2 separate regions of the Homo sapiens genome follow, and region 2 is linked to region 1. A link is a contact called in ENCODE Hi-C data. All regions are on one chromosome and are shown on one strand. Each heading gives the region's core, a stretch centred on a gene start or an enhancer-like site at or near the end of the contact. The rest is flanking DNA. Distances are from core to core; before and after follow the strand shown.

Region 1 (2,852 bases), core at 40-2,539:
ATGTGGGAATTCGGTTATTACTCAATAAGAATTCCTTCTTAGGCCTGGTTCCTGGTTTACTGCTGAGCTCTGCATGTGATACCTCTCCAAGGTTTCCACCTTCTGCCTGCCCTCACATTCTATGTTTATATTAAAGAGCATCTGTCTGTTTGCCTGTCCTTCCATCTGTCATAGAATTCTAAGATAGCCTCCACAATTCCTGGCCTCTGGTATACACACAACTTCTCCAGTTATTCAGTCATACCCTAATCTAGCTATTGCTGTGATGGGATTTTGCAGATGTAAGGAAGGTCTCAAGTCAGTTACCTGTCAAGATAGGAAGATGATCTGGGTGTGCCTGACCTAATCACATGAGCACTTTAAGTCTGAGTCTAGAGCCCTAGATGGCCAAGTCAGAGATTGGAAGCATAGAAGGATTTGCTGAGACACTGCTGACTGGAAGATGGGGAGGGCCACATGATGAGGTTTCTGGGCAGCCTTTAGCCTTTAGCAGCTGAGAGTAGCTCTCAGCTGACAGCCAGCAAAGAAACTGGGTCCTCAGTCCTATAACCACAAAGAACTGAATTCTGCCAGCAATCTGAATGACCTTAGAAGAGGACCTTGAGCTCCAGACAAGATGAACTATGAGCCCTGCCAAGATCTTGATTTTGGCTTTGGGAGGCCTTCAGCATAGACCCCAGTCATGCCATTTCTGGACTAAAAAAAGGACGAGTCAATATGTGGGTGTTATAAGCCACTAAGTCTATGGTAAGATGTTATGCAGCAATAGGTATCTAAAACACTGATTTAGAACCCAATGCACCTTAGTTGCATTATAGTCCCAAAGCGTTTGTTGTTTTTTCTTTCCCCCATCTTTTTCTTATTTAAACCAAAAACAAATAAGCAGAAATTAACTATTTTCTTTGACCTATCAATTGAGGCCATGAGGCCAATACCAATGTATTGTATCTGTCTTTGTGGGTTTTATGTTGAATACCAAAGTGCTTTTGTCTTATCATCAGAAAGATTTCCCTTGAGACTATTGTTAGCACCTGTTACTTTGCCCTCCATTCTGTAGTTCCTCATGTCTGATTCAGAGGAAGATTATTTGCAAGGATGGTCACAAGAATTCCTCCTCTCCTAGTACAGCACTCAAGCCCTGTTGCAATATGACTACTGCTTCTACCATCAAGGGGGGTCTCTTTCTCCAAATCTTGGATTTGGGCTGACCTTGTGACATTTTTAATGGTAGAATGTACAGACTTCTATCATTCTTCTAGACCCATAACGCTAGAGCTCCAGGGGCCTTACCACTTCCTCTTTCGCCCTCCTGGACGGGGCTGTTGTGTGAGGAAGTCCTATCTAGCCTGCTGAGAGGCCATACAAGTGGATCTGAGATGCCTGAGCTGACAGCTGCCATCAACTTCTGGACTTTGAGACCACCCAGGGCAAGCCAGTCCCTGGCCAACCTCCCAGTTGACTGCAAACACATGACAGAGCCAAGCTAATGCCACATGGGGCAGAAATAAGATATCGCAGCTGAGCCTTGTCCAAATTGCCAACCCACAGTATTGTGAGCAAAGCATGTGTTTTTATTTTAAGCCACTAAAGTTTTGAGGCGATGTGTTATACAGTCATAGATAATTGACACAGAATGAGAGAGCGTGGCTTAAAAATAGGATTTTAAAATTAAGATTTTATTTCTTTTTGAATGGATTACGATTCAAATGTCCACGTACACAGTGCAAAATTTAAGATACAAAAGAGTATACATGTCAAAACAAATTTCCCTCCTTGAGGGCATTGTTAAGTTTTTCTCATCTCTTTGGAGCTCTTCAGCATGGTGGTTTGGGTGTAAAGTAACAATTTTAAGATTACGCATGAACAAAATGACCAAAGTAGACAATAAAAAAGCAACACGTCTTATTCCAGATTGATTTGCTTTGTATCATTTTACGTCCCCAAATAGTCATTTCTGCTTTGTTCGATTTTCCTTAGGGATGAATTTGCAAGATCTCCAGATGTCCAAGCTAAAGGATGAGGTCATAGTGGAGTATATGGGTGACCCTGTAGGTTGCTGCTCTGAAATGGAAAATTATTATGTATGTTTTCCAGTAATGCAAGATCAGAGAATCTATCACCAGTGATGGGTTAAATGACTCAGAAACCATTCAGCGGAGTGTTCCCTTTGTAATGTAAGGGAAATCAGTATTTGTATTGAAAGCAAATCAGTAAAGACCCTCTAAGCCACCTGATAAACTGTGTCAGCCCCAGAACAAAATCTTAAATACAGCCCAGCAGGCTATTTAGGCCACTAGTTCCCTTGACTTTTTCCAGAGTCCTGTCTACATTCAGAATGTGAAATCTACAGTATATCAGACTCGGGCTGAGGGTCTGGTGTTGCCTGTTATAACCCTGGGAAGTACGAGGCTTATTCATTCAACAAGCATCTATCACCCACAGAGTGATATGTTGCAGACACTGTGGTGGATGGTATGGATACAAATGGAAATATCACCATAGCTCATAACCTTTGAGTTTTTATTTCCTGGGATCCCCCCACAGTGGCTCCAGGGGTCCCAAACCAAATTGGATACTTGATCTTACCTGAATTAAAATCCCACTAAGATTCCCTAGGGATGTGAGATATTCAGCCTAAAAGAGCAGATTTAATATATTGATACTGGCCTCCTGTCTTTTATTTGAATTAATAAATTCAAAGTAAATATTTGCTCTTATTTGTTTTTGGTTTAAAAGAAATTATGGTACCTGGTGCAAAAGGTAGCATCGTGACTTTGAGCCTGTAGGCATTTATACCCCAGAGTATGGAACGAGCCTTTGTTTCTATTTCTCTCACGGGGCAGGGAAAAGAC
Region 2 (2,855 bases), core at 75-2,574, 560 kb before region 1:
GCGTTTTAAAAACATAGTCTCCCTTGGGGAAAAAAGCCATAAAATGCTCCTAGTATCTTCTGCAAAAAAAGGACCCACACCAAAAAATTCAGGTGGCTCTTTAAAGTCTCATTTTCCTCACTGAGCGGGTTCTGATGATTATCTTTGCAAAACCACTGCGGAGACTTCCGGTGGCCTAGCAGCACATTTGAACAAGATCATCTCAGCAAAGCAAAGGACAGGACTGCTCTGTACAGAATGCAGTAGCAAATAAGAGAGGCTGAACTTCACCGGTCTTCTATTTGGCAGTACTACAGAATGCCTCCCTTCCCTCTTCTGAGAGAGACAGCGGACAATTTCAGCACAGAAGGCCGTGCACGTTTGCTTGGAAATCTAGGTCATGACCTTGACTTTGGGAAAGCCAGGGTAGCCTACCTGAAACTGTCCAATCCCCCAGCATCGTGGACACGTCCCCAAGTCCCTCAAGATGTCTGTTCTGGTCTGAGCCGTCCGTAGTAGTGTCCAGGGAAAGCAGGGGTAGCTCAAAAATTTCTGTCAAGAGTTTTAGTGCTGCAAGCCTGGTTGGGACAGGGCGGTGGAGGGCTGGAAATACTGTTTTTGACTTTGAATTTGATTTTATAATGTATTAGATGGATAGATAGATGCGAAATGGAATTGTTAACATGTATGTGGAGGGGCGGGAAGAGTTTCTGGAAAGCCCCATCCCTGAGTGCCTACTCCTGAGTGGGAAAAACCCCTGCACGGGCTGGGAGCGCTCCCTAATTCGTCCAGAAGTAAAATCGCATGGCCTGTGTTCCAAAAATGCCGCCACTCAGGATGTCAAGTCTGCACGTTTGCAGCTTTGAGAGCCGAGCCCCAGGCAGAGGCACCGCGCAGGCCTGGATGTACAGGACTCGGCCCTGTGCAGGGCTGGCCAGGGTGAGCAGGGTTGGAGCTGGCGGGGCGGGGAGGGGCGGGGCCATCTGGGAGGGGCTGCGGCGGTGGGCGGGGTTAGAGGGCGGGTTTGAAGCCGGCAGGGTGGGGAAAGGCGGGGCTGGAGGGGAGGGGTCTCAGAGGCGGGCGGGGTTAGAGAGCTGGATTGAAGCCGGCGGGACGGGGAGAGGCGGGGCTTGGTGGGGAGGGACGAAGAGGTGGGCGGGGTTCAAGCCCGTGGGGCAGGGCGGGGCCGGCGGGCAGGGCGGGGCCGGCGGGCTGGGCGCGGACGGTGAGGGGCGGGGATGGAGGGCGGGGCGGGACGGAGGGCGGGGAGGGGGCGGGACGGAGGGCGGGACGGGGCGCGGGCGGGGCGGGGCGGGGCGTAGCGCCCGGGCTCCGACTCCAAGCAGTACGGCGGGAGGCACTAGAGGGAGCTGCGGCCGCTCCGGCCCGGCCCCGAGCACCGCCTCCCCAGCCAGCGCCGCCGCGATGGCGGAGGACAGCGAGTCTGCGGCCAGCCAGCAGAGCCTGGAACTGGACGACCAGGACACGTGCGGGATAGACGGGGACAATGAGGAGGAGACGGAGCACGCCAAAGGGTAGGGGCGGCGCGCTGGCGCACCGGGCGCGACAGGGCGGGGACCGCGCGCGCCACGGTCTCCCGTTCGGGGGTGGCTCCCAGGACTGGGGGTTCTTCGGCCGCTCCGCCCCGCGATGGCTTCTCCGTGGCGCGGAGCCCATGGTGAGGTCCGGGGCGCGCGGCTCGCGGGAGAGTGCAGTGCGCGGGGAGGCGAGGCCCGGGGTGGGCGGGGAGGCTGGGGCCCGGGCGGGGAGACGCTACTGTCACTTGCCGCGCGCCCCCGGCCAGCCTCGCCCATCCCCGCCGGCGGCCTGGCCCAGGAGGCGCCTGTTGCCCTCGCCCGCGGGTGGCTCCGGTGGGCGCCGAGGAGAGGCGCTACGCCCTTCCCTTTGTGGCGGCCGCAGCCTGGGGTAGGAGGTCGCCCTCCTCTGCTCCCTGCCATCCTTGTTAAGTCCCTTCAGACTCCCTCTCCGCAGCCGCCACCCGAAAAGAATGGGCAAAGACGTGGGTGGAGCGGCGTGGAGGTGCCCCGATGGTGTCGGGGCCGCAGGCGGCGAACTGCGCAAAGTTCTGGCGCCGAGGGGGTCCCGGGCCCGGCCCCTGCTGGGGATACTGGGCTTTGCACCGCCTCGCCTGTCCCTAGAGCTCTTCAGAGCAGGGCCGATCCCCTGAACCGGGCTCCCGCTGACCTGGCCGTATCCTGTTTGCAAAGCTGGTATTTGATCTCCAAAACTCGATGCACCACGCATTTTCACACTTGATCGGATTTCTTAATCCTTTCCCTTTGCCCCCGAACCCTGCAGACTTGATTTGCTCTTCTGTTGGAGAAAAGGATTGCTTCAGGTGAAGGCCGGTGTTGATGCTCTCTTTTTAGAGGCAGTGGGTCATTTTAAATAAAAACTGGTGTCCTTTTAAAGTGCTGTTTACATTACCCTTTTACCCTATTGGATTCAAACTATGCGCTGGCACAGAGCGGTTCTTGCTACACCCTTAGAAGTGAGATTTTTCGAACCATGGTGAGTGATGGAGAAGTGGGTCAGCTTAAAAAACATGATAGGGAGGCCTGAGTCACAGATGGTTTACTCAGTTCGTAGAGAGATTCTTGAAATGATTGATCATTGAAAGTGTAAATCATTTGCATTCTACTTGTCTACTTTAAGATTTATTATAGAAAGGGACTTTTGACTGACCTCTAATTCATTATAAAATATTAACAAATGAAGAAAAAGAAAAGCTGACTATGTGCATCTCCCATTTGCAAGTTGTTTTTATCTTTGCCGTGAATACTTCAGTGGCGGCTGCAAGTATCGAATGTTCGAGTCTAGAATATTTTTTTTTTTAAAGAGAGGAAAGGAAATTG

Evidence for each region. Hi-C counts contacts between places; a loop is a spot of excess contacts on that map. Pooled maps may share reads with other maps.
Region 2: a map of Right ventricle myocardium inferior shows a loop between it and region 1 (4-fold over the local background). The contact joins the promoter of NMT2 here to the enhancer-like site in region 1. A Hi-C loop is called at or near these places in 5 of 168 maps with a recorded cell type or tissue (B cell, CD8-positive, alpha-beta T cell, Right ventricle myocardium inferior and 2 more), 6 of 37 single-sample maps with no recorded cell type and 23 of 50 pooled maps.

The regions. Positions count from the first base shown.
Region 1 is chr10:14,607,113-14,609,964 of GRCh38, reverse strand. The region is part of intron 2 of FAM107B (family with sequence similarity 107 member B); the gene reads left to right. Among named protein-coding and RNA genes, the nearest start is that of FAM107B, 170 kb to the left of the region's middle. RefSeq lists an enhancer at 1,184-1,233. Within about 2 kb of position 1,289, at least 8 of the 41 ENCODE cell types and tissues checked have a DNase peak (open chromatin) inside an H3K27ac peak, as active enhancers do; they include B cell and sigmoid colon, where a contact is called at or near this core.
Region 2 is chr10:15,167,162-15,170,016 of GRCh38, reverse strand. It overlaps NMT2 (N-myristoyltransferase 2), which reads left to right and starts at 1,324. Exons shown (of 12, transcript NM_004808.3): 1 at 1,324-1,514. The coding sequence starts at 1,405. RefSeq lists a silencer at 1,125-1,954.